2 separate regions of the Mus musculus genome follow, and region 1 is linked to region 2. The links are chromatin loops, found by intact Hi-C in ENCODE. Cell type or tissue: left cerebral cortex. All regions are shown on one strand. Each heading gives the region's core, and the rest is flanking DNA. Links, peaks and the distances in the headings are about the cores only. Region 1 overlaps Thsd4 (thrombospondin, type I, domain containing 4). Region 2 overlaps Gramd2 (GRAM domain containing 2).

Region 1 (16,114 bases), core at 5,231-13,230, 510 kb after region 2:
CTTACAATGCTCTGTCGTTTTGCTCCTTCAGTTCCAAATAAACTCCTGGCTCACTGGAGAGCTCTGTGCCAGGCAATCTTGGCCGTGGACTTCAGAGCAGCTGCTAACAAAGAAAACTGGCTCCCATGCCAGGATGCGAACTCAGAGTGGTAACCTGAGTTCTGAATGAGGCCGAGTTCTGATTTATTTGTTTAACTTTCCTCAACACAGACACCAGTGGAAGGGAGAAAGCTGACAGCAAGCTTGCAGTTCCATCAGAGCGAATGAAAACCGTGCTTAGAAGTTATGATTAAAAGCACCCAAGCCTTGACTTTTCTGTGTGTCTCTCAACAAACATCAAGTTAGAAGTTTTGGAAGAAAGCGCCTTTAACAGAATAACACTGTTGGATAATCATATTGAACACTCAAGGGTTCCCATGTATCACAGCAAGATATGAAAACTTCCCACTAAAGGCCTCAAAGTCCTGAAGGGCCATGGGTAGTGTCGTGGCCCATCTCTAGAGTGGCCTCCAGGAGCCCTCACCCAACAGCATTCACACCCAGTGTAATACAGATAGATGAACCAGTGTCCTCAAACGTCCCTGTGCTGAAGGTCCTCAGTCCGGTGCTAATGGAAAGTGGTAGAGCCTTTAGGAGGTGAGGCTTATCAGGCAGTCCTCTAGTCACTAGGGACATGGAGTATAAAGGTTAGCAGAATCCCAGCCTTTTCTATTCCCCACCTCTTTTGCATCCCAAGCTATGTGTGGAAATAACTTTGGTTTGTGACACATCATTCCCCCCACCCTACTACACACACACACACACACACACATTTGAGACCAGAAGAGGGCACTAAGTGACCTGGTCTATCACCCTCTTTACTCTCACTGACTCTTGTGCTAAACTGAAGGCCACCAAGCCCCAGCCATCTCCTTATCTCCACCCTCTTGCCCATAGCACTCAAATTACAGGTACATGTAAGACCACACTCAGCCTTTAGGTATTTTCTGGGATCTGAACTCAGGTCCTCATGCTTGCCCAGTGAGTGCTTTTACCCATTGAGCCATCTCTCTAGCTTCTAGGTTGCTAGGTTTTGAAGCAGTTCATTATGCAAAAGAAAATGTATTGGGACATTAATGCAGAGTTATCATTGGTAAGGGACAAGGTTAGAGGCAGTGGCAGGGTACACCACGTATTGAGTATTTGCAAAGTCTGGGCTTCAATCTCCAGCACCCAAAATAAATGAAAAAAAAATTTCTTTGTACAACCAACTGATTGGGCAAGCATCTCCAGCGTCCAATCCTACCTTGATGGGTGACAACGATCAGACATAGCGAGATCACTTGTGGCCTTGGCACTAGACCTCAGACATGCTGAGCTAGCCTCAAACAGGTTAAACTTACTGTTTTCACCAGACAAATAAAGGGACAGCTACCAACCTCTCCAGAAAAAGCTTAAAACCCGGACAGTGCAGTTTCTGTGGACTTGGGTCCTGGTTAAGTCAGCCCCTGCAGAGCCACGTGCTTGATGGCCAGCTTCCGGCATGAGGTCAGGACTTGAGTTGTAAACCAGAGTGTTTCTAGAATGTGCAAATGTGTCCATATGCCACTCACTTCTGTAGAAGGTGGAATGTATACCACCCATTGACTTTATAGGACAGGTGTGACACTTAGGTACCTCGTGTCATACCTACTTAATCTACCCCTGGGCTGTGCAGGGCCAGTAGAATACTTGTTTAAAATGTCAGGTAACACACATTTCTCTCCTCCCTGCTTCTCTTATGTATTTTGGAAAGTGTTGGTGAATTATTTCTTCTCTTAGTAGAAGAGGCTCAAACCACTGGTCAAACATTCCAACCTTTTAGCTGTCCCCGAGGGATCCCTTTGGGAATGTGCTTGGAAAAGGAATTTACCACCAGTATTATGGGCCACAGAGTTCAAGAGTAAAGAGGAGGCAGCTCTCAACAAGAAAGGGTCGTGGATCTTCCTGTAGAAGAGACACAGATGTGGCCTCATGTGAAAAATCAGACACCTGCCTCCAAATAAGGAGGGCCGGCTACTCCGGGGGCACAAATGGGACTGTTGACTGGGAGACAATGGGTAGACTTTAACATGCTTTAAGCACAAGCTTATTTCCCTAATAATGCTTCTATAGAATATATCACCCAACCTTGACTCTAGCTCAAAACTGTACAGGTACAAAGTCCAGCGCTTTTAAAGATAAAAGCATCACGCTGGAATAACCATATTATTATCCATATATATAGATATATATGTCTGTGTAGATGCAATCACTTCAAAGTTTATAAATAATTTAACTATGAGGATTCTGAGTAAATTTTCATGGATATATATATATATATATATACTCCTTTTAAAAAAAAATCCAATTAAAAAATATTTTTCAAAGGTTAAAGAGCAGGCTGGCGGGGTTGCTCTGTGGTTAGAGCACATGCTGCTTTTGCGGAGGACCTAGTCTCAGCACCCATGTCAAGCAGCTCAAGACCACCTGCAGCTCCAGAGAGCCTGACGCCCTCCTCTGGCCTCCATGAGTACTACACCTCCCCCACCCCATAACACATACACTTAATAAAAAAAAAAGTCTTAAAAAAAGGTTAAAGAACAAGAGTAAGCCTTGCTTCCAGTGTTCTATTTTTATGCATGAGATGAGCCATTCTGAAGCAAGTTTACCATATAAATGTTTCAGTCTCCCTTGAAGCAAAAAGATAGACAAAAGTCATGCCTGGGACAGCATTGGACTCCTCTGGTCACCAGCTCAGGAGGTAGACAGCCAGGGGACAAGTGAACAGCCCATGTCCAAGGAAGATTAAAAAAAAAACCTAACAAATTCAAGGCCAGGAATTTACCAGGAAGCTGCTGTAAAGTGTGACCTCTTTCCTCAAATGTTTTCAGAAAGAAGTCATGACTGCTTATTTATACAGAGTGCCTTTGCAAGGGAATAACAGAAACAATGTTCTTAAAGAATCAGCTTTATTTAAAAGAAAACTGTCTGGGCTGACAAGATGGGCTGGTGGGTAAATTATGCTTGCCACAAGGCCTGGCGGCCTGAGCTCAGCCCCTTGGGGCCTGCATGGTAGAAGGAGAAAAACAATTCCTGCAAGTTGTTTCTTCTACAAGTGTGCACCACTGCATGTACATGCTATGCTAAGTGCATGCCCACACACATGCACAAATGTATGTGCTCACACCCCAAATAGATAAATGTGATAAAAAGTTTAAGACGATTCCATATGAAAGCTTAAAACACAAAGTCATAATGACCAAGGGTGACAAAGAATGACTCCCTCCTGGTACCATAAATGTCATAATTTTTTTTCTCATAGCATCTAAAGGTGAACAAAATTTCTATGTTTATTTCTCTCGTAGAGAGTTTCAGGGTGTCTACTGTTTTGAGAGGCCAATTACGTGGTGCTGCTCACAGACTTCTTTTGGCGTCTTGCTTTCTTTGAGTTTAATAACAGCTCCCAGAGGTGGATACCGTGCTGCTACGGGTGACTTCTGCACGTTCAGAAGTCAGTGAACACTTATTAAGTGCCTCTCGGGGCATGCTGGTCTGTGTGGGGCATTTCATATTCAATGCTGCAGACAGACCTAACACAGTCCTTTTCCAAATGCATAAGAACACTGATGCTTAGAAAGGGAAGTATGTTGCCTATAATAAATAGTATTACTATAAATATACAAAAATAAAGACTAAAACTAAATAACCCTTTTAAGCTCCAAATCCCAAGGATTTGAACAAAGATGTGTAACAAGACGAACAAACTATCTCCTTGTGAATCAATGTCACAAAATTCTTGTTCCAAAGTTGCACAGTATTGGGGTGTTGCTCCCAGACTTGGAAGCCTCTTTGCCAGCCATCTACTCGGTTCAAGACCTTAGATAAACTGCTGTGCACTGGGGATTCCCCACTATGAAATAAATTAGGATTATGACACAGAGTTCCTTATAAGCGTGTTCTGGAGTTGGGTGAGCTGGCCCAGTAATGTGCTCACAGCATGAAACTGCTGTCACAGCCTGTGATGAGGAAAGGGTTTGTTTGTTTGCTTTCTTTTGTTTTCCTGCAGGGAGCATTGCCTTTTAGCATCTTTACTATCTTACCAAGGCTGGTGACCTGAAGCCCTAGCTAGCATCCACCTCACAGAGATCCCTCTCCCTCTGCCTCTGCCCCCAAAAGCGCGTGCTTGGATTAAAAGTATATGTCCACCATGCCTGGTTATTTCACCAATATATTCTGGTGGAGCCTTTTTCTGTGGGCAAAAATTCTCTCTGGAAGAAGAATAAATTTCACAGGCCTAGAACAGCCACAGTGTGGGGGAGGGGAATACACAGGGTGGAAAATTAGATGAGCAAGCCCCGCTGCTGCCTTCCTGCCTTGGGCGCTTGAGGTGGCTAATAGGGAACGTTTCCAATCTATTTATTTAAGTAACCCAAAAGTAAGCCACAGGAGGTCAGAGAGGGTAAAAGCAGGCCTTCCTCCTATGCACAGGAAACTACAAAATAGCATTGCCACCCTCCCAGGGGTCCTGAGTAAGGAAGTCAGCCTGGCCTTACTTTGCAAAAGGTAGATCAGGCTAAAAGGCCAGTGGGTCTGTCCAACTGGGCTGAAGTGGACATGTGACTCTGGCAGGCTCACAAAGAAAAGAAACCAAGCTCACTGAGGGTGGGAGGAGTCAACAACAGCTTCTGTTGCTCAAAAGAAACAAGTGTCAGGGAAGCACAAGGCCTGGCTAGCCGCTTGCCTCAGTCCAGAGCCACAAGTGTGAAGACACCTACAGTGCCTTTGACACTTCCTGCTTCTCTTTCAGGGTCTACTTCAGCCAAATTTCTGCTCTTTGCCTCTTATCCAAATTACAGTCCATATGAGTTATACCCCAATTCATGTTTACACCAGGGAAGGGAGCAGGCTGCCAAGGACAACAGCAACGTATTATGGCCTGATTTCTGAAATTGAAGGAAAACTCCTAGGGCTAGGGATGAGGCTTGCGGCTAAATGGATGGGACATGACTTAGAATCAACACCGAAAGCAAGCTCTAGGCATGTCTGTGATGGAGTTTCTAGACTGGGTCAACTGAGGTGGGAAGACCCACACTACATGTGGGCAGCACCATCCCCTAGGCTAGAACATAAAGGGACACCATGAGACTACCTGTCTCAAGCTCTCCATACCATGCTTTCGCTGCCACTGTAACTATGAGCAGAAATACATCTGTCCTTCCTTAAGTTGCTTTGCCCAGTATTTTGTCATAACAAAAGGAATAGATACTGATAAAATGGACCTAGCTGAAGAGATGAGCTGCGGCACACACCTTTAATCCCAGCACTCGGGAGGCAGAGGCAGGCAGATCTCTGAGTTCAAGGCCAGCCTGGTCTACAGAGTGAGTTCCAGGACAGCCAGGGCTATACAGAGTAACCCTGTCTCGGAAAAAAAAAAAAAAAAAAAACCAACAACAACAACAAAAAAAGACAGAGGCTCCTCCCATCTAGGAAGCAAGTGACCTACAGGAAAGCTGGGTGCTACCTCCCCATGCTCTCCTCCAAAGCAGCACATCACTGAAACACAAGACACCGTCCCTAGGTCTAAATGATAAGCCCCTTACTGTGATGCCGGAATGGCTAGTTTTATGTCAACTCAATACAAGCTAGAGTTATCTGAAAGGAAGGAACCTCAGTGGAGAGAATGCCTCCAGAAGATGTAGCTGTAAGGCATTTTCTTCATTAGTGATTGGTGAGGTAGGGGGCTCAGCCCAGTCCATTGGCAAGGTGTCATCAGTGGACTGCTGGTCTTAGGTTCTATAAGGAAGCAAGCTGAGAAAACCATGGGGAACAAGCCAGTAAGCAGCTCTCCTCCATGGCCACCACTTCAGTCCCTGCCTGCAGGTTCCTGTCTTGTTTGAGTTCCTGTCCTGACTTCCTTCCATACATGGTGTTTAGTAGCAGCATTAGAAATGCTAGCTCCACAGAGGTTCATACAGCTTGCACCTTTGCTTCCGTGGTGCTGCTGGTGAACACGTTCCTCCCTCCAGCAGCCAAGGCTTCAGTTAGAGCTTTCTCCTCTCCCAGTACACAGCCTCCCCAGCAAGCTCACCCAGGGAACAGAAGTGGAAAAGCTTTGTGTGGGTAAAGAGAAGACACCTTACCACGGAGGGTCCAAAGGGGTCTGGCTTGAAAGAGAACACACACCTCTCTTCTCTGTCCCTTTAAGTGAGTTTTGGGGAACTTAGTTATTCCAACGGACTAAGTCTTAGCAATGGATTTGAATTTATTTGGTTGTTCTCTGGCATGAACTGAGTGCCAAGGATTGCTGATCAGAGAGAGAGACAGAGACAGAGACAGAGACAGAGACAGAGACATGTGGAGAAAGCCTTCATTTTAATTTCCAATCACCTTCCGGGCCACTCCAAACGAATTTTAACAGCCGAGCTTTTCCTGGGACATTTTTCCTTTGAACTCCCAGACTTCCCTTTACTGCCGTTGCTGTAATATGAACCAGATTTCTTTCCCTCCCTCTTGTTTGCTTAAAAGGCGTTAACTATAAATTAGAGTGTCTGAAGAGCGAGGTGTCACTCGTGGGGCCTGGGCTCCTCAGGCCCTGGAGCCTCATGGCTGGGAGGGAGGCCAGGCTGCCCCTCTCTTTGGCAGCCAGGCTCCCAGACCCAGGCCAGGGCTGATCTCACCCTCCCTTTCAAAGCTATCCAGTTACATCAACATACTCACTGCCTTGTTTGAATTGAGCATTAAACCATATTCCTCTTTCTTTTTTTCTTCAAACTCCTGTCCTAGAGGAGCAGAAAGGAGAGTTTTAAACACACACTTCTGCTGAGCTATTTTCCATGGGATGCCTTTGTTCTAATGAACCTTCACCCTGTATCTTTCATGGTGTGTGTGTGTGTGTGGTATGTTCACATGTGTTCAGGGGCACATGCCCATACATATGTGGGAGGACAGAGAACACTGGATGCCATGGTCTGCTAGGTTTTTCCTTGAGTCAGGGTTTCACATGGAACCTTGAGCTAGGTTAGTGGGCCAAGAAGCCCAGCAATCTTCCCATCTCCACTCCCAACAGTGCTGCGGTTCCTGGTATATTCTTGGCCACGCCTGGCTTTTCCCCATGAGTGCTACAGGTCTGAACTCAGGACTTTGTACTTGCACAGTACAGCAAGTGTTCTGACTTGCTCAGCCCCTGTCCTAACCCTGGTGTTAATTATTAAAATGTGTGTATCCATTAAGAGTCTGATGGGAGCAACTGCCTCAATTGCATGCACTTCCCTCTTTCTGGATCAGGAAAGCAGTCATCCACATACAGACCACCATGGCTTAGCTGTTTTTATGGTACCCAGACTCATAGCTGTCCCTCAGTTCAAACTGTAGAAAACAGTCACTGAGTAGCAAGGATGTTCAGTGGGTGTGAGTGGGGAGGCAGAAAGCAGAGAAAACTCTGGTGTCTTTTCTTTCTTTTTAAAGTTTATCTTATTATTTTATATGTGGATGTTTTACCTGCATGTATGTGTATGTACCACATACATGCCTGGTACTCAAAGAAAACAGAAGAGGGTATCAGATGCCCCTAGTCCTGGCTGCCATGTGGGTGCTGGTAGTTGATTTTAGGTCCACTAGAAGAGCAGGCAGTGCTCTTAACCTCAAAACCATCTTTGCAGCCCCTCCAGTATCTTTTCTTAAAAGAACATTTAACCTAAATAGCTTGCTCAGGGCTTCCTATCAAAATACCATCCAATTGAAGAGCATCTTTGATGTATGAAATGCATCTTTTTGAGAGTAGAAGAAGGGGAGGCACAGGGATTCAGAGATTAAAAAAAGCAGAAGGAGAGATTGACGAGCAGGAAGAGGCAGGAGGGAAGACTGGAGACTGCCAGCCATCCACTGTGAACATACCTAGTTACAGAGACCATGGCTGAGAGAAATGAGGTAAGGGCAGAAGTGTTGCCTAAAGCCATGGGCATATTCCATAACACTATGGCCAACAAGAGCCTGCAGAAAAGAGTCAGGACTGACACCCTTTCTCTGTGATCCTAGTACCTTAAGGTTTCCCAGGATACACTGGCCCACACTCTGATTCCACCCAAGGAAACAGTCAGAGAGTGGAAAGGAAGGGACTTTTGAGCAGGAAGGAAGACCCCTGAGAGTGCAGGGTATCCAAGAGCACGAGTCAGCACGGAAGAGATCTGGAAGTCAGAAACTGACAACTGACTTAAAGAAGAAGTGGCCTCCCTGCCTCGTGCCCTTGTCTACATTACATCTGTCAGGTAGAGAAAGGGGGCTATGAGCGACTTAGCTCACTTATGAATATGTGCTAGCTCACGGACTCCAACATGTGGCTAAGTCCTACTTCTTACACTACATTCGGTGCAGGAATGACTGGTTCCATCTCAGATGTTCTGGGACCAGAAACTGCTTGTCTACACGGCAGCAAAGTTGGATGTGAACTGGAATGTTCTGGGCCCGGGCTCAGTGTGCTTCCTGATGGCCGCCTGTTCTGCTAGCCCCGGTTTTCACTGTGCAGGCACAGCTCTGCCGGGTGGAAATGAGAACAAGAATGGGTGTCTCGCTGCCTCCTGCAGAGCCCTGGCAGGGTAAGCTCCCCACCCCACCCCGTGCTTGTCTTCTACTCCAGCTGTTTGGTGGCACTTGAGGCCCTGCAGTGGTGACAGGCACACTATTCCCTTGAGTTTTCAGACACACTGCTGGATGTATTTGTCTCAAGTCCAAACTCTCCTTCCCTGTTTCTGCCTTTAATTTCATCTGAGTTTAATATCCGTATCTCCCTTAGGCTGCTCACTGCCATGATGGAGAACTGTCCACTGTCAGGGCCCCATCCCACTGTGGTACCACTTTGATGCTATGTGTAGCTTCTTTCTACTTTTAACCTTAAGTGAGTTTTTTTTTTTCCTGTCTGCAAAGGCTTTGATGAAATGTGTGGCAAGCTGACCACAGAATAAGGTAAAGACTGGCTACTGATATTTCTTTTTTTTCTCTTTCTTTCTTTCTTTCTTTCTTTCTTTCTTTCTTTCTTTCTTTCTTTCTTTTCTTCTTCTTCTTCTTCTTCTTCTTCTTCTTCTTCTTCTTCTTCTTCTTCCTCTCCCTCTTCCTCTTCCTCTTCCTCTTCCTCCTCCTCCTCCTCCTCCTCCTTCTCTTCTTCCTCCTCCTTCTCCTCCTCCTCCTCCTTCTCCTCTTCTTCCTCCTCCTCCTCCTTCTCCTCCTCCTCTTCTTCTTCCTCCTCCTCCTCTTCTTCTTCTTCCTCCTCCTCCTTTTCTTCTTCCTCCTCCTTCTCCTCCTCCTCTTCTTCTTCTTCCTCCTCCTCCTTCTCCTCTTCTTCCTCCTCCTTCTCCTTCTCCTCCTCCTCCTCCTCTCCTTCTCTTCCTCCTCCTCCTCCTCCTCCTCCTCCTCCTCCTCCTCCTCCTCCTTCTTTTGAGAGACAGGTTCTCAGGTATCCCAGGAAATCCCTGAACTCCTTATATAGTTGAGGATGACTGCGAACTCCAGATCCTCTTTGTAGCCAAGTGCTGAACCATTACCACCACATCCTGTTCATGGGACACCTAAGAATCCAGGGCTTTGTGCATGCTAGGTGGCCATTCTACCAACCGAGCTACATCACCAGCTGCCCCCATGGATCTTACATAAGCACGACTGTGTTCCATATACTCTCACCATCTAGACAGGGAAGTCCTAATATGGCAGTTCTCTTCTGTGGTGACCATGTCAGACTATGTGACAAATGGAAGAGAGTTCTCTGCGTGCCTTGCTAGTGCTGAGGCCTCCAGGAAGAATTGGCCGGTCTGTGTCCTTCTTTGCCTGCATGGCTGCAGGGAGGCAGAGGATGGAGTCTACACAGGCACTGGATGTGTTTACAGACAGTCCTCAGGTTTCACCACCTCTCCTTTGACCGAATCCGTTCACCCAGCCACACTTGAGAGCCACTAATTCTGAACTTTTCACCACCTTTATTGGAGAATTTGTGATTTCTTAGGCAGTTAAAAGGTTATCCATCCCTGTATGAGCTCCACTTGGTGTGCGGGCGCCATCTAGGTGTGAGTGAGGGTGTCTGCAAGGCTCTTCCATGGGCAAAGTCTTTCCTTCCTGTTTCTAGAACTCTCCATCCAGAGAAAGCAAGAAAGACCATGACTGACACCTCCATGGTTTGACTTTATCTAGCATGCAAGGTAACTGTGGTTTTCTGGTTTTGAAGAGTCTGTCATGTAAGGTTGGAAAAATAAGTTAATAAATCCAGTTGTTATTATGTCAAAAAAATTTTATGTGCACTAAAACCATTCCTTCCCTCAAATGATGCAAAAGTTCTACTGAAAGTTAAGGGTAGGTTGTTTCCTAAAAGGTTTGTGTCACTAAAATATCTGATTTTGTCTTGGGTGAAAGGCAAATCTATGGACCCCAGTCTTTCCAGATGTGTTGTCTACATTCTTAGAGTGGTGTATATTCTAGTTAGCTTAAACTGTCAACTTGATACAGCCTAGAGTCATCTGAGAAGGGAGCCTCAACTGAGAGATTTCCTATATCAGATTGACCTCTGGATTTATCTGAACCAAGGAAGGCTGTCTTGATTGACATGGGGTGGGGGTGGGGGCTATCCCACTGTGGGTGGCACCATTCCCTAGGCAGGTAGTTCTAAATAAGAGAGCTAGCCTATGAGTGAACTTTTTTTTCTTTTAAAATGGTTTTGCTTCAAGTTCATGCCCTGATTTCCCTCAGTGATGGACTGTGACCTGGAAGTGAAAGCCCAATAAATCCTTTCCTCCCTTAATTTGCTTTTGGCATGGTGTTTGTCAAAGCAAGAGACAAGAAAGTAAAATAGCGGGTCATATGACATAAGCCATTCTTATAAGGACCATGTGTAATCCTTGCTATTATTTGAGTTCAAGCAAGTGTAAGAAATAAAGTTAAACCATCTTAAGACTCTTTGGAGCAGGGCTAGAGAGATAGCTGTTTTTCCAGAAGACCTGAATTCAACTCCCAGCACCCACATGGGGGCCTATAACCATATATAGTAATGTTTTCAGGGTTATATATAATGATATATAAATATGTTAAATATGTTTCATAATTCAAGTTTCAGGGGATCTGAAACTCTTCTGTCACCGTGGCACCAGTCATGTATGGGGTACATAGACATATTTGCTAGTAAATATTCATGCACATAAATAAAAATAATAAATCATTTTTAAAAGACTCTTTGGAAGTGACACTACCTAAGTGTATAAACAACAGCCAACTACTCTTAGTCCCTAACAGAACCATGACAACGCCTTGTGGGTTCCAAACAAACAAACTCATGTCTGGCTAATAGGATGCAACTGCAGGTCTGGGGGGTAGAGGGATCAAGACAGCTGCTGTTGATCCTTGGAAAGACACTGTCCATGGACAGCAGTTATACCAGTGGTTCTCAACCTTCCTGACGCTGTGACTACAGTTCCTCATATTGTGGTGACCCCATCATAATATTATTTTTATTGCTACCTCCTAACTGCAATTTTGCTACTGTTATGAATTGTAATGCAAATATCTGTGTTTTCAGATAGTCTTAAAGGTGACCCTGTAAAAGGGTCAACCCCACAGGTTGAGAACCGCTGCTTAAAACCCTTCCTCCTGTCTGGTCCTGGGCTCAGTGGAATAGAATAGTCAGTGAGTGCTCATGAGACCATGTGGTCACACACTGCAAATGCAGGGTGAGACCCTTGAAATACCCTGAGCCCATGATGAGTTCCAAGGACATCTGTCAGCACAGGGCTATTCCTCTAGCGCTGCCTTTCACATGCAAAATGTTATTCCCCATTGGTAAAAAATACTCCAGTGCTTTTCTGTGCCTGGAGGGAGTCTTTTCTAACAGTTCAATTCACAGTTTGACATCTGTGGCTTTTTGCTCAACCAGTATTGCAATATGGGATTGTGGTAGTGTCCAAGGAACAGTGCTGTTCAAGGTAACTCCATCTCAAAGCCTTGGTGGCCTGATGGGGGCCAGCTCCAGGTAACAATGACTCTTGGGAAGGATGGGGTGGTGAGAGAAGTCTTATCAAGGGGGCTCCTTACTGAGTGTCTTAGTTAGGGTTTTACTGCTGTCAACAGACACCATGACCAAGGCAACTCTTATACGAACAAAAATTATTTGGGACTGGCTTACAGGTTCAGAGATTCAGTCCAGTATCATCAAGGCAGGAGCATGGCAGCATCCAAGCAGGCATGGTGCAGGAGGAACTGAGAGGTCTACATCTTCATCTGTAGGCCTCTAAGAGAAGACTGACTTCCAGGCAGCTAGGACCAGGGTATTAAAGCACACACCCACAGTGACACACCTATTCTAACAAGGCCACAGCTCCTAATAGTGCCACTCCCTGGCCCAAGCATATACAAACCATCACAGTGAGCATTTGGGAATTAGCTTATCAAGCAAGAGGGAAGGCTTCAGGAGACACCACTGTTCTCAGTTCCATGAGGATCTTCTTCTCCTTTGCTGATACGTTCCTAGGTTTCCATTCCAGGGTCCTTATCTCCAAGTCCTGGCTACCCTAGATGCCCTTGCGGGTGGTTGGTTAACAGACAGGCATAAGGTGAATGTTCTGTGACAGACAGGTTCCAAAGACACTTTCTCCATTTGATCAGAAGATGCTCCCGGTAGAAGGGGCTCTTCCTTTAGATAGACCACATGTCTTCCCAAGATGCTCCAGACCCACATCAGACATCCTAGAAACTGGCTGGAAGTGAGTTTGAGAATCTACACCAACAGCAGTGGAATGGACAGGTGAAGGCCAAGTTTATCCTCTGTGATACGGTAACTTGCTTTTATCTACTCTGGAACCAGCAGATGCCAGGACTGGGGAAGGTTCACAAATCTTGGTGTTCAAGCCCTTGGGTGGGATTTTCTGTACCTGCAGCCAGACCTATCAAGGCCCTCCAGCACAGTGGTTCTCAGCCCTCCTAACACTGTGACCCTTAACACAGTTCCTCATGACCTCCAACTATAAAGATATTTGCATTGCTACTTTGTAACTGTAATTTTGCTACTGTTATGACTCCCCAGGTAAACATCTCTTTTCTGGTGGTCTTGGGTGACCTATGGAAGAATCCCTTGACCCCCCAAATGGGTTGCAATCCACAGGTTGAGAACAGCTGATCTAGATGGAAGCAGAAACCGACATGGAAGAACAGAGAGATGCAGAGGAAGATGACCTGTCTTAAAAGCTAGGAGCCCTATGCCGTGAATGTGATGACAGCTCACTGGGACAGAATGACCCAGTCAGTGCAACAGAGGGACACCTGAAGACCATGGAGAAACTTCTAGAGACATGTTTAGACTTGCATTTCAGAAGACAGCACTGGCAAGTGTGTATAAGAAAGAGCAACCTAGGAGACAGGAAGGCCCAGGCAAGTCACCTGATTCTCTACACAGTGGTGATGAAGACTTAAAGAGGGGGCACAAAGTTGCTAAGGAATATGTTCCCTTGGGGCCTCATCACTGTGTTCCAGGGGATGATGGAAGGAAGAATCTAGGCCGACGTTCATATATCAGGCCTGGCTGACTGGTGGTGTTCATGAAGACAGATAAACAGGGAGGGGAAGGGGAAGGGGGGAGGGGAAGGGGAAGGGGGGAGAGAGAGGGGGAGGGGAGAGGGGAAGGGAGAGAAGCATTGCTGATGGCCTATTGTCTTCTGGGGAGTGTGTGGGTAATGAAAGGAGTAAGCTCAGTGTTGACTACCCCAAGGCTTCAGGTTCCCATTGGACAGCTGGGTGGAGCTATTCTGCATGCTGTTGCTATGAGGGTAAGGTGTGGGCATGTTATGAAGCAAGGGAAAATATATCCCGTCGTTAATGCTTTGATGTACAAAGAAAATACTGGGAGTCCAGGCCCCTCAGGGGTAAGCTTTGACTCCTATGTTATCCTGCAAGCGCCTTCAGCCAAGACAATGTACCTATAGACTTGGGTACCCCGTTGTTCACTTGCACCTGCTATTTAGGACTGACCAGGAGGATCATCTAAAACCACAGAAAACCACCTGCCAATGGAGTTGATGGCATCAAAATGTGGTCTCTGGACACACATAGAGGTGACACACCTGTGCTGGATGGTTGTAGGGATATCCGGGTACACCTGGTAAGAAATGAACAGGTTGTATGAGGCTAGCTAGGTAAGTCCTGCTGCTTCCCAAGGCAGCCTTGTGTCAGTCAAACCTGTCTTCTGTGTAAAGACTGTGTGCTGACTCACTGTGGGGACAGTGGAGGATCAAAGATGAATAGGACAAGCTTGCTTCTAGGGCTAACGTGTTTCTGGGCATCCACGGGGAAGCAGACATGTGAATTTAAAAGAGCAATAGCGAATGGCAGGTATAAGGAGGCACGGTGGTGCACACCTATTACCTGACACTCCAGAAGTAGAAGCTAGAGGATCAGGAGTTCAAGGCCAGCCTGGGCTACCTAGTGAGAGCTTGTCTCCAGAAGAAATAGGAAGGGGAAGGAGGCCTCTTGTCAAGATCAGAAACTGAAGAGCAGGTTCAAGGTGAGAAGTAAATATAAGGAACTAGGCTTTGGTGGCAGAGGCCGAGGAGGCGCTCCGAGCCAGTGTGCAGAAGTGTATTGTAGAGTTTGGAGCCCAGGTGAGAAGTCCCATTGCAGAGGACACATGGATTCTTTTGCTATGGTCCCGTTCTGGATTTTCAAGTTTTCCTTTGAATTCTTCAGAACTTCGTACTTACAGGATCTTAGAAGCAGAGGGATATTGGGGTGTTGCAGATCCCAATTAACCCTACTCAAATCGACCCCTGTGGTGGTGGTGGTGGCACTCCTAGATACCCACCCCAATGTTCTGGGTTCCTGAATGAAAGACACCCATGCATACAAGCAGCCTTTATATTCTAATATGCCTTAAATAGCTCAATGGCTGGGCCTAACTTCTACGTGAAGACAGAGGTGGGTCTTTAAGAGTCCCAGGCAATTTTGGGGACCAAATTATACAACACAAGCAGCATTAGGCCAAATCCATAACATAGGGGTGATCCTGTCCAAGCTTGTGTTTAATTTAAACATCCCCACCTGTGCACCAGCCTATCTAGCTTGTCAGTCAGCCACCCACAGCCCTGACCCATTGGTGCCACCACTCTGCCCTGCCTGGCTACTCACCATGCACTTACAGGGTACTAACGCTGCTTTGGAAAGCGAAGACATCCCACACTGGAGAGGGCATTCCCTCTATTTCTTAGGACCTTTTTTTTTTTTTTTGAGACAGGGTCTTATTCATGTAGCCCAGGTTGGCCTTGAACTCATGTAGCTGAGGACATCTTTGAATTCCAGATCCGACTGGCTCCACCTTGTAGTGCTGGGTTTACAGGTGTCTGCTGCTATGCCCAGTACCATGCAGTTCTGGGAATGCCTCCTGATTCCGGGCAAGCATTCTATAAGTGAGCTGCATCCCCAGACCTCTTAGTGTTTTTTCTTTTCTTTCTTTCTGTATCGGCTGGAGATAAAAGCTTTGAGCTTAGGTGATTATGGGATTGTCAGGTTTTAAGTTGACAGGGTGTTCCTATCTTTCCTTCCAGCTTTTGCCTCAGACCTTCTTTCTTCCAAATAAACAAATAAGCAAGCCCTCAGAGAACATCTGTTGCACACCTTTGAAACATGTTGCAACCCCATTTTGCTTGAACCCAACACAGCGCGCTGGTTAAGTGGCGCCTGCTTCCTTAGAGGGAATGGGGCAGAGGATGGCTTTGAACATACATTTCAAAAATGCTTTCCCAAAGAAGAGCACAGCTTATTAATGACCCTTTAAAATGAAAACAAACAAACAAAAAAAACCAAACAAACAACAAACAAAAGTCAGGCTGGCGCAGTTCTGAAAACTGCCAGCAGGGGGCCCAACAGTGACCATACTGGGGCGTGAGCTAGGTGTTTTGCTTTACAGCACTGTTGTTTCGTTCTGTTTTCCTGCTTGGGAGCTGGAGGGCAAGCTGGGTCAAGAGCTTGGACAGCTCATCATGTTCTGGTTCTGAACAGTACTTAGGAAACCCAGAGAAGTCAGACAAGAAAGGGGAAGAACACAGGACAGGCTTCAGGGCTCCAGCCCAACCTCCCTCCACTAAAGACACACTTTAGGCAG
Region 2 (16,114 bases), core at 2,789-10,788:
TCAGCGACCACTGAAGTGGCAGAAAGCACATTAACTTGTTTTATTGTAAGCAATGGTTCTGGCACACCGACAGAGCCCTGGGGGGCCACCTCCGGGGACAAAGGGCATGCTTTGATACCTGGACTGCTGCTTGCTATCACATGACACACCCTAGAACATGTAGGGGAGTTGGGATAGGGTGTTCCCACCTCTGCGGGCTCTGCTGCCTCCCAGCATTCTGGGATCACACTTGGGCCTCTCAGAATCTTTGTTCTCGAGCTCGCAGGACTTTTCTTCAGGGAGCCAGGCACTAGGACCTTTGAGAAGGCTGGGATGTGGAGAAGAGAGCTCTTGATAGGGCTTATCAAGAGACCAATCTTAGTTTTCTGAGCTGAGCTGGATGACTCTGGGCTGGCCCTGCAAGAGCTGTCTAGCTGAATTTGGGAAGATGCCCCCTGCAGGTCAGGAAGGACATGGGGCTGAGATTGGAGGTCCCAGAACTCCCATTTTGGAGCAGCCCCCTCTTTAGTAGGACAAGGGGAACAGGTACTGTGGTATTCAGTAGTAAGTCAGTTCCCATTGGTTGCAGACATTCCCAAGGTCCTAGACATTAGCAATAGGAAGGCAGGACATTTGATTTAAGCTCTAGTGGTTGGTATACTTCCTCCATGGTCGACTGCACTGGTCAGGGTGGCTTGACTGGGCAGTGGGATCCAGCTGCAAGATCCAGCAGTGTTGGGCCCTTCTTGGCAGAGCTCACTCATTCCATGGACCTGCAGTCCATATGCTATTGGACACTCTGTAGGATTCCAGTAATCATAAGTAAGGTAGAAGTGTCCCAGATGGGATAGGCTCCAGGCAGAGACCAGGAAAAGAGATCTCTGACTCCCTTGAGGAGAAGATGAGGAGGTGGTGAGATCAGTGCACACTGATGGTTTTGTCATAAAGAATCTTCCCCATCTACTTATCTTCTATCTCCTCAGGACTCTCATCTGCTAAGACAGTGCCTTTGAAGGTTCTAGAAGGGTCTTAGGGAGGAAGCCAGAGGTATCAAGGAAAGGCACAGGTGGTGTGGAGTGGTGCTGGAAATAGCCTCTGTTCCCCTCTCTCTTGTGCTGGGAGGTTAACCGGGGAAGGAAACCCTGGTGGAAATGATTGCAGGGCTGTTTGTCTCATTCAGGACAAATCCAAGCAGTACTGGAGAGAGGGACAGTGGGTGACAACTTCCTGGGTTTAGACTGGAAGTTTTGCCATCATCTCCCTATTCTAGTTCCTAGGATTAAACATGGAACCCAGCCTTGTCTGTTGTTTGTACCAAATCTTTCATCTCAGGTGAAACCCGGTGTCCATTTGGTCCTCCTTCTAGGGCTGCACCATCCAATGCCCATCCTCCAATGCCCATCCTCCAGTGCCCATCCTCCAGTGCCCATCCTCCAGTGCCCATCCTCCAATGCCCATCCTCCAATGCCCATCCTCCAGTGCCCATCCTCCAGTGCCCATCCTCCAATGCCCATCCTCCAGTGCCCATCCTCCAGTGCCCATCCTCCAATGCCCATCCTCCAGTGCCCATCCTCCAATGCCCATCCTCCAATGCCCATCCTCCAGTGCCCATCCTCCAATGCCCATCCTCCAATGCCCATCCTCCAGTGCCCATCCTCCAATGCCCATCCTCCAATGCCCATCCTCCAGTGCCCATCCTCCAGTGCCCATCCTCCAGTGCCCATCCTCCAATGCCCATCCTCCAGTGCCCATCCTCCAGTGCCCATCCTTTAATGCACTTCCATCCTTTTGTCTTAACCATCCTCCATCACTCTTTCCCATCTTATCGTCATGGAAACAATACTCCTTGCCCCAGTGCTTTCCCTCCCTGGTCCCTGCTGAGGGGCGAGAGTACAGGGCCATTCTCTGAGCCTTGCTAGGTTGAGCCAGGGTTCATGCCAAGTCACAAGTGGCTGTGCCAACATGCTGTAGGAAGCCCATTCTCCAAACAACATGCTGTAGGAAGCCCGTTCTCCAAACAACATGCTGTAGGAAGCCCGTTCTCCAAACAACATGCTGTAGGAAGCCCATTCTCCAAACAAGGCTGCAAGGGCAAGAGGCAAGCTGCAGGGCAGCTGATTTTGAAGAGAGCCTTGAAGCCAGAGCTTTGAGTGATATGGGTGTGTCCATGCCTCTGGAGGGTCCTCTCTCTGCTCCTCTAGAGGAGCTGTGTGTCGGTTGCGATCGTTCATAACCTGTGAGTGTGTATCCACTCCCGACGCTCCTCCGGTTCTCTGAGGGCTTGCTTCAACAAGAGTGGCTTGTTCACCATGGCATTAGCCTTTGAAGTTTTTAAAAAATGGGTTAATTCCCAGGTACTGAAAAAATGTTTTGTTTTGTTTTTTTAAATAAAAACCTTGATTTTTCTAGTTTCCTGTGGTGTAGAAGTTTACTTTGTGTGTGTGTGTGTGTGTGTGTTTGAGGACAACTTTGAGTATTGTTCTTCAGGCATCATCCACCTTGAGACAGTCTCTCTCTCTCTCTCTCTCTCTCTCTCTCTCTCTCTCTCTCTCTCTCTCTCTCATTGGTTCTTTGTGAATTTCACATCATGCACCCGAATCCCACTCATCTCCCCAATTCCTCCATATCCACCCTCTACGATTGCAACCTCCCTCTGCCAAAGAAAAAAGAAAAATTAATGAATTAAAACAATCTCTCCATGGAAACTGCAGTGTGTCCCACAATACACCCTTTTGTCCATGCAACTTTACCTGCAAATGTTCGTTGCAGTGAGTCACTGGTCTGGTTCGAGGCCTCTGCTTCTGCTACAGCATCAGTACTGGGTCCTCACGGATACCGTTGTTGCTCAGATCCTGCATGACTGACCCCTTCACGTGCTCTAGTAGTTCATAGATGGAGCAGAGGTTGGGTGGGCTCACTTGGTTTTCTCAGTGGGCTGTAGTGAGATGAGAGTAGGCTAGACTGGCCTAGTCAGCCCCAGTAAATTCTGTTCCCACCGTCCTGGGGCTACAGTTAGGAGCGCCCCACCATGCCTGGCTCTTTTATGTGGTAGGATTGAACTCTGGCCACCATGCTTGTGTGGCAAGCATTTCATTGAGCCATTTGTCCAGTCCCCATTTTTATCTTAATATTCTTTTGAGATTTTACCTATTGTTTATGTTTGCCTGAAAGTCATTCCATGAACCACGTCTATATAGTGCCCACAGAGGCCAGAAGAGGGCATTGGGTCCTCTGGAACTAGACAGTTGTGAGACAGTAATTAGGGAATTGAACCCAACTCTTCAAGGAGAACAACCACATATGTAGGCCAAACACCAATGCATATAAAATCACTTTTTTTTTTTTAAATTTTGGTAGGAGGTGAGTCAGTAAAGCACTTAGCATGTAAACATAGAACCTGAGTTCAGATTCCCAGGAATCATGTCAAGGCTGGGGTACTCATCTGGTAACCTAGCATGGAGGAAAACAGATAGATAGTCTCTGGATCTCACAGAACAGCCAGCCTAGTCAAGTCAATGAACTCTAGATTTACAGAGACCATGTCTTAAAAAATAAGGTGGAAGACTGAAGAAATGGCTCAGGGCTTAAGACCACTTACTCCTTTTGCAGAGGACCCAGGTTGGGTTCCCAGACTCGACAACACACAGCTCACAACAATCTGTAACTCGAATTCCAGGGTATCTGATGCCCTCTTTTGGCCTCCAAGAGCACCAGCACACATATGCTTGGGCTCTGGCTTAAACAACCCCCTACACACACACACACACACACGCACAGGCACAGGCACAGGCACAGGCACAGGCACAGGCTCACACACATGCACACCCACACTTCTGCGCACACAAACACACACAATTCTTTTAAAGATAGAGAGTCCAGGAAGACATCTGATATTGAGCTTTGTCCTTCATCCTCACATGCATGCCAGGGTGTCCCCCCCCAAAGCAACCCTGTCTCAGACAAGATGGGATGCAAGATCTGATCCCAAGGCTGTCCTCTGCTCTCCATGATATCTCACAGCCATGCTCATCCACATTCATACACATGAATTTGCAAAAATAAGTAAATAAACAAAGTTTTAATTTTAAAAAGGTAAACTTGGCCACAGGTGTGCACCACGATAAAGCAGGCCATTTGGAAACTGTTGCTTTGAACTTATAATGAGCTTATGGAATAAAACACTGCCCTGAACTTAGTGTCAGCATCCTCTGTAACTTCTTTTTGTGTAATATTTTATCTGTGAGGTAATTTTATAAAGAACTTTTGTCTAAGAAGATATAAACAGGCTGAGAGAAAAAAATAATCATGGCTGTTGGGGCTCTGCCCCACACACCATATACAACAACAATAATACAATTTTTTATTTTAAAATAAAACTAAATCTAAAGAGGCTAGCTAGAGAAGTGAACAGCAAAAAAACAAATGACCATAGTGGTGGCACACACCTTTAATCCCTCTACTCAGAAGACAGAGGCAGAGGGATCTCTGTAAGTTCCAGGACAGCCTAGTGTACAGAGTGAGTTCTAGGACAGCCAGGACTACACAGAGAAACCCTATCTAAGACAAACAAACAACATCAATAACAAACCAACCCCCCGCCTCCCAAAAAACCCTTCACTGTAGGCTTAGGTTTATCAAAACCTATTTAATAAGGGTTCTTAAATGCTTCAACCTCCCTTCCAGCCCACTGACCAAAAGTAGGGGAGAAGAAAGATTAATATGAAAACAGGGGATGTGGACCTGTTTAGAAGCAGTTCTTTGGGGTGATTCCAAACACAAATCAGTAGTGGCAATCCAGTCTTATCGGCAAACACCAAACACAAATCAATAGCCATGGCTTGATCCAGAAAAAATTGGAGGTTCTGCTGAATCGGCAGAATCTGTGGAAGCCACAAGAAGCAGCTGGAATGACACAAGAAGTTCCTTGGCACTTTTCTCTCTACAAAGTCATGGCAAGTGACGATCAGCAAAGACCAGCAAAGTGTTGCGAGGTGAATCAACAGGCATCCTCCACTGTCGGGTTCTACTTATACTCCTTCCAAACATCACATGTCCTCTCATGTGTCTGCCTCAGCAAAACATCCTCTCATACAACAGTTTCCAGAAAAAAATCACAAAACACAACTGAGTCTGTAAAGAAACCAAAAATTTCCACTTCACACCATCATCACAACAAAAACAACAATAAAACCACCACCACCACCAAACAAACAACAGATAACCCAATGGTAAAATAAGCAAAGGATTTTTAGAAAATAGTCAATAACCAATAAAAAGTGGTCAGCATTTCTACCCCTGTTAAACCCCATGGAGAGGCTGTCACGATGGTTAGGAGGTGCTGCCAAACAGAAGATCATGGGTGTTGCTGAGGCGAGGAAAACACAGGCATGGCTTGCAAGGCCCTGCACTCCTTCCCAGCACCAAGGGAAGGAAGGAAGGGAGGGAGGGAAGGAGGGAGGGAGGGAGGAAGGAAGGAAGGCTGTGACAATATGAATGATTTTTACCTAAACTGAAAAATTAAAAATAGATAACAGAGTAATTTCATTTTGGGATACTGTCTTAGTATGTTTTATTGCTACAAAGCAACACCATGACCACCACCTCAACCCTCATAAAGGAAAACTTATAGTTTCAGAAGTGTAGTCCATTATCATCACAGTAGGAATCATGCAGGCAGACATGTTGTTAGAGAGCTGAGCATGCTACATCTTGATCCTCAGGCAGCAGAAGGGAACTGTGTGCCACACCGGGCATGGTTTGAGCATTTAAGACCTCCAAGCCTGTCCCCCCTATAGTGACACACTTCCTCCAGTAAGGCCACGCTCCCTAATAGTGCCAATGGTCAAGCATTCAAACACATGAATCTATGGGGCCATTCCTTCTCAAATCACCACAAAAGAGTTGAATGTAGGTTGTTCAGTAGTTGCTGAAGCCAAGCGCTTTCTGGGACTAGAAGAAATAAACATTTGGCTATAACTGGAAAATATGGCTGATCAGTTGCAGACTTCTGAAGAACCCAGGGAAAGTCCAAGAAACCTCTGCAGACCACACTCCCACCTCGCATCCCTGGACACAGCAGCATCACAGACAGGGCACACAATCCTAGCTTTCTCAGTTTGTGTCAAGTGAACTAATCTTACTGGCACAAATCACAAGATGAAGATCTGTGGCAGTGCTTGAGTAGAGGGGACGTGGGTCCCAGAGGGAGAGGGACTCTAGTGGAAAGAGGTCTCAAGAGCGAGGGGTGCATCTCAGCCTAGCCAAGATATCATGAGACTAAGAATCTCACCTCTCAGCCAAGCAGTGGTAGCACTCGCCTTTAATCCCATCACTTAGGAGGCAGAGGCAGGTGGATTTCTGAGTTTGAGGTCAGGCTGGTCTACAAAATGAGTTCCAGGACAGCCAGGGCTACACACAGAAATCCTGTCTGGAAAAAACAAAATAAATAAATATCTAGATAGATAGATATCTAGATAGATATCTAGATAGATATCTAGATAGATATCTAGATAGATATCTAGATAGATAGATAGATAGATAGATAGATAGATAGATAGATAGATAGATAGATAGATAGATAGATAGAATCAATCTCACCTCAGGTGCCCACGCAGCCAGTACAACCCTCGCAAATGATTACTGTGTCTGTGTCTCTAGGACACTTGCCACGTGGCCAAGTAGATGAGCTCCCCACAGCTGTTCTGCCACAGAAGTAAGATATGATTAAGAGAAATTACTTCCAGGACGTTTGCCTGAAGACCACCTCAATGCTCCGGCAAGAGGGAGAGAGAACACTAATATCCCACTAGGTGGCAGCAAAGTGCAGCAAGAGGACGTCATTCTCATTGAAAGTCCCTCCCAGTTTATCTCCTTGCTGGGTGAAATCTGGCCCAGGCTTCTGGTTTGTAATGGAAGAACAGACTCTTCAGGCAGGCGATGGGGCCATCTTCCCCCAGTAGAAATAGCTCAACCCTCTGCCCGATCATCGCCTCCTGCCTGCCTGCTCCCGGCATGGAGAAAGGCCGGCAAGCACTTCCACGGGTCCTCTAGATCTTCTAAAGGTTTGGCTGCCAAGAAGGCTGGCTGGTTGATGTGAAGAGCAGGTGTTGTCTGAACAGCATGGGTGGAGCTCCAAGGGTGGGGAGCTGAGTTCCTAAGGACATAGAACTCAGGCTCCCTGCTTCCATCCACTCTTGTTGTTAATAGCATCCTCTCTTTGGGTACTGAATGAAAGAAATTTGGCTCCAGTTGGGTGTGAACCAAGATGTCAACAGCACCCTCCTTCTTCTACTTTACTTAGGGTGGTTTGACATGTGACTGTTACATATGCTTTGTCCACCAACGGTGTGTGAGAGTGGGAGGCATTTAAGCCTCTGAATCCATAACCAGAGAAACTGGAGTCCTTCCCCTTGCATGACTGATCTCCAGATGAGCAGCACCTGGTGCCCAGCGGGGGCCCTGCTTACTGGGCCCCTCATGTGAGCAGGGCTCCCTGACTCCCTGGAATGTGTTCCTTCTTGTTTGGCTCTCAGCACCTGGCTCCCAGCCAAACCTGGAGCTGCTTGGAATGTGATGCCCCCACTTGCTTTTCTCGAAGGATCTCGGACAAGGCTCTCTCTTCTGCCTGGGGGAAAGGCCAGGCCTGGGTGAAGCCTCGTCCCACTGGTGTAAGGGCCTCAGACTCTCCTGTGACTGAACACAGAAGCACTTGGGTGGGGGAAGAGGGGAACACTACAGAGCTGGGTCCCCAGCAGAGCAGAGGCTGTGTCATATTGATATCTTATCCCCTTGGCAGCCTTCTAAATTGGGCTGGAGTGGGCCAAGAGTTACTCACAAGCTGTTCATTAACTTGCTAAAAGCAGAAAGGTTGGCTTGGGCACCGCTTTGGGAAAATGTGACACCCACTGCTCCTGGATTCAGTGGAGCGTGAAGGCGTATTAATTGGTGTAGGATTTCTGATGGAACTTTTTCTTTCCTGCTAGTTCCAATAGCAGACTAATCGGAATGCCTTGCTCTCTCCAACACGTTAACTACATGTGAGCGGTTTATTTAGCTCCTGAGTGTATGCTTCTATAGATACTAGGGTACTGACTATCATGTTTTGAACAGCAGGCCTATACAATGTGCTTTTATGCTCAGCACCTCATTTGACTCTTAAGACAGCCACAGAGCTTTCACACTTGACTGTCAGTACTAAGGCTGATTAAGTCTGAGATATGACATGGGTCCCCTTCAGGGAGTCTAGTGAGGGGCAAGCCAGAGGCATCAGCTAACTTTGGGGCTTATGGGTAAGACTGAGTCAGTGGATAAGTGTGCAGCATGTGTGGGCTTCAAAGCCTGAGTGAGATTTGGATGAGAGGAGAGTCATGTGCTTGTGGGGCAAGGGCAGAAAAGGATGGAGTTGAGAAGGAAGGCAGGGCTCCCGCAAAAGCTCCGAGGATCCAATGCTGCAGTGAAGACCGAGACTTCCTCCAGTCTCTCCAAGCTACGGGAATGACTGCAGTTTCGGAATGATGAATAAGCTGGTGGTTTTACAAGTCTCAGAATAGTCTAGATCAATCGCTTCTTGGCCTTTTATCTATGACCATGTGGAGAGTCTAGATCATGTTCCCCAGTGTCAGTAGCACTTGTGTTTGGGGTTGGATAATTCTTCATTATGGGGGTTGTCCTAGGTAAGATGCTTAGACATATCCCTGGCTTCTGCCCACTTGATGCTGATGTACCTCTTATCCCTGATTGTGACAATCCAAACCCCCCTAACATTTCCAAGTGTCTCTTGTAGAGAGGACAAAACTGTCTCCAACTAAAAATCACTAATCTGGATGCGAGGGAATTAAATTGTCAGGCTTTTAAATTTATTGTTGCCGCTGCTGGTGTGTGTGTGTGTGTGTGTGTGTGTGTGTGTGTGTGTGGTGCTGGAGAGTGAACCCAGGGTCTTGTGCTATACTGCTGAATATACACCCAGCCCCTGAGCTACAACACCCAGCTCAGCAGGTATTTTCTCAGCACTCTGATCAAGTCTATTGACTTTTGGAATAGCTGATAAGCAACATCATCTCTTTGCCACAGGAAATCTGTGGATGCTAAGGAATTTCCGGGCCTAAGAGGTTTCAGAAGTAGGTTGTTCTGAACATCAGAACATTTCCGAACAGACAGATGTGATAGATACTGTCCCGGAGATAAGAGAGTAGCTGAAAGCAGGATTCACTTCCCAGCCGATCTACCCGCAAGCCGTCTTACGCAAGGGCCACTTTGACTGAGGAATGGCCAATCTGACTAAAAGTGGAGAGAGGCAGAATAGGCCGATCTTGCATGTGTTCTGAATGTGAAAGCAAGAGCGCTGGTCAAACCAGAGCAGAACTTAATGACTTCAAGATTTATGGCTCTGGCTCGAAAGAATAGAGAGACAGATTGGAAATGTAGTGTTTGAGGCAGGTGAGATGGCTCAGTGGGCAAAGATTGCCAAGCCTGAGTTAAACCACAGGGACCCAAGCGTGGAAGGAGAGCACCCACGCCTTGAGTTGACATCTGACTGCACCCCTACTGATTAAATAAATACATACGTATTAGAAAACGTTACAATATTGAACATGCTAAATCCGAGACACTTTTTAGCCAAGTGGGGATATTAAATGAGTGATGGGTTAGGAAGCCTGAGTGTAGGGGAGAAGCCTAGAGCTATCTTTTGTGGATTTTTATTTAGGAGACAAGAGTCTCACTATGTACCACTGACTGACCTGGAACTCACAGAGGTCTGTCTTCTTCTGCCTCTCAAGTATTTTGTTTTTGTTGTTTTGTTTTGTTTTTGTTTTTGAGACAAGGTTTCACTCTGTAACCAGCTATCTTGAAACTCACTATTGAGTTGCCTAGATTATTTTGAGTCATGGCAATCCCTCTGCCTCAGCCTCCCAAGTGCTGGTATTACTGTTGTGAGCCACCATACCCTGGCCAGCCATAGGAATATGTCAAGGGAATGGACATGTTAACAGAGCAGGGACTGATGCAGGAGTCACTGAGAGATCACACAGAGCTGGAGGAAGTGGCCAAGGAAACTGGGCAGCACCTGGGGAGGCAGGGGAGAGCCAGAAGGGCTTGCTGTCCTGACAGCTAATTGCCAAACACTGGCACAGAGACGAGGTCTAATGCTAACAAATCTAGTAAAACAAATTTTACTGCTCTCTTTCAACAAATGCTTTTGTTGTTGTCGTTGGATGGGTTCTTATGGCTAGATGGTGATGGTGATCTTTAATCCCTGCACTTGGGAGGCAGAAGTAGGCAGATCTCTGAATTCAAGGCCAGCCTCATCTACAGAGTGAGTTCCAGGACAGCCAGATCTACACAGAGAAACCTTGTCTCAAAAAAACTAAAATAAAAAATAATTAAATTAGCTTTTATTTTGTAGCCTAGGCTGTCCTGGAACTCACTGTGTAGCCTAGGCTGTCCTGGAACTCACTCACTGTGTAGCCTAGGCTGGCCTTTAAGTTGTGATTACAAGATTTACAGGCATGTGCACAATATCAGGGTTCACTCGTGGTTTTTTTTGTTGTTGTTGTTGTTTGTTTGTTTGTTTGTTTTTTTAATTTGGAAGTGACCAATAAGTTTCCAGTCTGGGACTTACAATATTTTACTACTCACAGTCAGTTCTTCCTTTCTCACCCCTCCCCACCCCTGCCCTCCCTCCCTCTTCCTTTCTCACCCCTCCCTACCTCTGCCCTCTCTCCCTCTTCCTTTCTCACCCCTCCCCACCCCTGCCCTCCCTCCCTCTTTCTTTCTCACCCCTCCCCACCCCTGCCCTCTCTCCCTCTTCCTTTCTCACCCCTACCCACCCTTGCCCTCCCTCCCTCTTCCTTTCTCACCCCTCCCCACCTCTGCCCTCTTTCCCTCTTCCTTTCTCACCCCTCCCCACCCCTGCCCTCCCTCCCTCTTCCTTTCTCACCCCTCCCCACCCCTGCCCTCCCTCCCTCTTCCTTTCTCACCCCTTCCCACCCCTGCCCTCTCTCCCTCTTCCTTTCTCACCCCTCCCCATCCTTTCCTTCTGTCCCTCTTCCTTTTCTTTGATTTTCTGAGACAAAGTCTTGCTACATGGTCAGGCTGTCTTGGGCTTTCAGTTCTCCTGTCTCAGTATCCTACATGATGGGATCACAGAAATGCACCATCACATCCAGCTTACACGTGACTCCTGAGACCCATTCCTGTTGTGGCAGGAAGCCCTGACTTCTCAATCTACCAAGGCTCTCCAAGACTGCTTCTGACTTCCTGGGTCAGACTATGCCTGTCCGCTGTCTCCTGGTCCTTGGCTTTCTGTAGCCTTTCTGCTTTCGTGGTTTCTGTGAATAGTCCATGGAGTCAAAGTGCAGGCAAGGATGAGGAGTGTTCAACTCAGGGTCCTTGGGTCACATGCGACCAAGAAAAGCCAAGTGCAGCTCAATACAAAACTTGTAAATGTACTTAAGACATTGTGAATTGTGAGGCTTGGTTTTGGCAATTGGAGATGTATTTGTCATGGCTGTGTGTGTGTGGCGGCACCTGTGTAGCAGTTAGGAGTTGGTGGCAGGCACGTGGCGGTCAGGAATCTTCCCACTCCGTCTTCAGGCTGCAGAGCAGGCAGTTTTATTTGCTGAACCATTTAATTTCTCCCTCTCTTTTCTTCAACTTAATTTTTTTTTTTTTTGCTTTGGTAACTCAACTGCACAGTTCCCCACTGTGAACTCTGTAAATGATTTCATCACATTGCAATGTCAGAAGGTTGGACATGCCTGGTAGACTTAGCAGAATGCTACAGCACACAAGAGAAAGCTCCGAATTCAGCGTGTAGATGTCCGAATGGAGAGACTGGATAGCCATTCTCTACAGCAGTAAGACATTCCTCAGCGGCTGTGTCTGCACTGCCCTGCATCTAACATGCATCTAACATGCTTCCATCTCGATGACCTCCACGATGGCTTTTCTGCTCTAGGCCTCATTCAATTTCTTTGAGATAGCCTTTGAAAACCCCAAATTTCTTTTCTTTCATTATTTGTAATAATTGCTCGGTCTTGTATCCTCCTGATCCACATATGACTAATCCCTTTTAAAATGTTTTGCTTTACCTTTATCTGTTTGAAAGACTTCTTTGTTCTCTGTGTATTTTGCTTGCATGCATACATGCCCACCATTTACATGTGTGGTGAGAAGAAGCACCAGGCCCTTTGGAACCAGAGTTACAGACAGCTGTGAGGGGCCATGTGGGTGCTGGGGACCAAACCCAGGTCTTCTGTAAGAGCAGCTGGTGCTCTAACCACTGAGTCATCTTTCTAGCCCCTCTTTTTAAAATTAATTAGTTACTTAATTTTGATTTTTCAAGATAGGGTTTCTCTGGGTAGTCCTGGCTATCCTGGACCCTCCTGTAGACCAGGTGGGGATTAAAGGGCTGCATCCCCACCCTTGGAAACTAGGGAGGCTACATCCAGTTTTTGTTTCTAATAGTATTTCCCCCTCTCTACTGAACAAAACGGGAAAGCACCAGTACTACTATCAATCAAGAAATAGCATATGTTTGTTAAGAACATAAATTCTGCTTGGGCTTGGGACCACACATCTGTAATTCCCAGCACTGAGGGAAAGGCAGGAGGGTCAGGAGTTCAAGGGCATCCTCAGTTACAGTGTGAGTTTAAAGTCAGCCTGGCTGGGCTCCACCAGACAAATTAAGTCTTGTCCACCTCTCTCTCTGTCTCTCTCTCTCTCTGTCTCTCTCTCTCTCTCTCTCTCTCTCTCTCTCTCTCTCTCTCTCTCTCTCTCTCTCTCTCTCTCTCTGTCTCTCTCTCACCCATGCACCCACCATCACCACCGCCACCAGAAAAGGAATACATGATTTAGAATCAGTATACCTGCATTTAAATTTGTATGTACTTGCCGGGTGGTGGCGCACGCCTTTAATCCCAGCCAGCACTTCGGAGGCAGAGGCAGATGGATTTCTGAGTTCGAGGCCAGCCTGGTCTACAGAGTGAGTTCCAGGACAGCCAGGGCTACACAGAGAAACCCTGTCTTTAAAAACCAAAAAAAAAAAAAAAAAAAAAAAAGAAAAAAGAAAAAAAAAAAAGAAAAATATTTGTATGTACTTGGCTTGGGCAACTCCAAGTCTCAGTGTCCTCTTTTCCAAAAGAAGGATGAAATTGTGCAGGTTGAGTCTGGAGAGACCGCTCAGTGGTTAAGATCACTTGATGCTCTTCCAGAGGACCCTAGTTCAGTTCCCAGCACTCACAACAGGCAGCTCACAACTGTCTGTAACCTCAGCCCCAGAGGGCCTGATGCTTCTGGCATCTGTGGACACTGGCTGCCATGTGCACACACCTATACCTAGAAATAATTAAAGATAGCAAAACGTTGTGTAGATTGAGCCTCCCTAATCCAAAAATCCAACAAGCTCCCAAATCTGACTTTCTGGGCACAGTATTAGGTGAGACATAGAAAACCCTCTAAGAGCTTTCTAAGCCCAGCTTTCCTTTTAGGTAACAGAGATCATCATACAAGAAAATTCATGCTGCATCTTCAGAAGTTCCTGGGATGTAGAAAGGACTAAACAAATACTAGTTATTATCTGCTAAATTTCAAGAAAGAGATGTAAGCTGATGATACACACCTGTGATTCCCACACTCAGGAGGCAGGAAGATTGCCTTAGATTTGAAGATCATCCTGGTCTATATAGCAAGTTATAGGTTGGCAGGGTTACATAGTATGCCCCCCAAAAATCAATAAATAAGCAAATATAAAACCTGATACTGGCAGAGCTATATGGAGCTAGAGATAGTTTTATATTATACAATACAATAATCCATATTGATTTTTCTAGACGATTTTGGCTGACTATATGAAAGAATGTAAATTGTACATATACTTTGATGACTTTTTTGAAGGATTTGGGCAGGAGCATTGAGACAAGATCTCATGAGGCTGAGACTGGGTCTTGAACTCCTGATCCTCCAGCTTCCATTTCCCAAGACCTGAATTATAGTCAATATTTGACCATGCCTGGCACTGGTATGTTTTTAAATTGGCACATAGTAATTATTCCTACTTCTGGAATGCTTATTGGATGCCTAAACCATACTTTTTTATTCCTCAAGGAGACATTTTGATTCTTAAATATTTTACCTAATGTATTTTTAAGTACACTCTATTTTTTTTTTTTTTTTTAGTACACTCTATTTTTATGTGCACCTATAGGGATTGGAGAACAACTTGTAGAAGTTGGTTTTCTTCCACTGTGTGAATCTCCAAGGTTTGAACTTAGGTGCCGGACTTGGCAGTAAATGCCTTTACCCACTGAGCCATCTCTCTGGTCCTTTAAGGAGAAAAATTGAAAAAAAAGTTACTGAAGTATTATTGTATCACTGGGATTCCTAAGAGCCTGAAGTCAGAACTGACCAAAATCCCAACACTGGGGACAAACATGGCTTAGAAAATTACATACACTCTTTGGGAGGCAGAGGCAGGTGGATTTCTGAGTTCAAGGCCAGCCTGGTCTACAAAGTGAGTTCCAGGACAGCCAGGGCTATACAGAGAAACCCTGACTCGAAAGAAAAAAAAAAGAAAGAAAGAAAGAAAGAAGGAAGGAAGGAAGGAAGGAAGGAAGGAAGGAAAGAAAGAAAAATAGAAAGAAAGAAAGGAAGAAAGGAAGAAAGAAAGAAAGAAAGAAAGAAAGAAAGAAAGAAAATGACACTCTATTAGCCTGATATAACTAACTCCCTGTTACCTTTAAAATAGTGCTTGCACTTGGGTTGGATTTAGGTAAAATGTGAAACCCCCGAGAAAGCAGCAGGCCAGTTGAAAAGATGTCCGTAGCTAGATTGGCCAGTTTGGTTTGTTCCTTATTTTCTGTCAGGTTACTTCAGTTCATCGACTTTTCCCCCCCATACACTCGGTCTTAAGCAAGCACGCAAAGTCACACAGATAAGTGTAGCATTTGATTTCTGTGGCTGTGGCACAGAAGGAAGATGAGTTTTGTTTTTTCCTTTGATAAATAGCTTCTATATTCTCATCTATCCATTTAGCAAACCACAAGGAGTATTTTTGTGGTGTCTCTCTTACAACTTGGTAGGAGAGACACAATACCAAAACTGATATGTGATCTGGACCCACTGAGGGGACTTCTGAGTCTGGGAATAAACAAGGGAAGCAACTGGTCTCGGGCATCAGAGAGGATTCACCTGAGGAGGACCAGCAGAGGCTGTGCTCATTCCCCTCCTGTCCTCCCTCTTCCCATCCTAGGGCCTTATGTGTGTTAGGTAGGTGAGCACTCTACCACTGAGACAAATCAAGTCATGTGTGAGAGGTTTAAGGGAAAGAGAGTGTGTGTGTTGGAGGAAATAAGGACAGAGGAATCTAAGGTAAGAATGAGGGGCTGCCGGGCAGTGGTGGCTCACACCTTTAATCCCAGCACTTGGGAGGCAGAAGCAGGCGGAATTCTGAGTTCAAGGCCAACCTGGTCTACAGAGTGAGCTCCAGGACAGCCAGGGTTACACAGAGAAACCCTGCCTCAAAAAAAAAAAAAAAAAAAAAAAAAAAAGAATGAGGGGCTGGTGAAGAGGCGAGGTGAACAAGGTGAAGGTGAGTAGGGGGCCACATTTTCCAGCTCTCTATTGAAGACACCAGCAGAAGACAGAGAGGAACAGAGTCTGGGGAGCATGAGAGCCCTGGAAGATACTTTAGAAGATATTCACTAGCTTATACAGAGAGTGCTTGTGTTGTCAGTTTTGTTTCTGTCTTTTTGAGATGGGGTGTCATTCTATAATCACTCTGAACTACAGGCCTGGGATTCACTGTGTAGACCAAGCTCAAACTTTTAATATTCCTCCTACCTCTGCTTTCCAAGGGCTGGGATGACAGGGGTTCATCGCCATACCTGGTGTGAGAATGGTTGTTTGAAATGGGGAGGGGGCAGAGACACAGAGAGACACAGACAGACATACAGAGAGACAGAAACAGAGACAGAAGAACATGAATTAGAGGATATTTACATGTAGAATCAACAGGACTAGAAAGCAGTGGATGTGGAGTATGAGAGAAAAAGTCAAGGATGACTCTGCAGACAACAGGGAGGAACAGGTTGGATGGGGCAAGATGAGTTGAGCTTTGGGATTTGGTGCACGTGAGCAT

What was found. Peaks named below come from ENCODE experiments on the same cell type or tissue, not always from the same donor. Only the 100,000 strongest peaks of a DNase experiment are listed, where the experiment ranks them.
Region 1: a loop joins it to region 2, with 6 times the contacts of the local background. A loop is called at or near these places in 4 of 42 quality-filtered maps.

Annotation. Positions count from the first base shown.
Region 1 is chr9:60,227,837-60,243,950 of GRCm38, forward strand. All of the region lies in intron 7 of Thsd4 (thrombospondin, type I, domain containing 4), which reads right to left. Among named protein-coding and RNA genes, the nearest start is that of 2010001M07Rik, 98 kb to the right of the region's middle. In left cerebral cortex, for the core only: a CTCF peak has its summit at 10,046; a DNase peak (open chromatin) is centred at 10,013.
Region 2 is chr9:59,716,485-59,732,598 of GRCm38, forward strand. Gramd2 (GRAM domain containing 2) reads left to right here. Exons shown (of 12, transcript NM_001379375.1): 12 at 1-2,387. Among named protein-coding and RNA genes, the nearest start is that of Senp8, 26 kb to the right of the region's middle. In left cerebral cortex, for the core only: a CTCF peak has its summit at 6,782 (motif pointing right); DNase peaks (open chromatin) are centred at 6,869, 7,775 and 8,284; H3K4me3 peaks cover 734 bases; H3K27ac peaks cover 906 bases.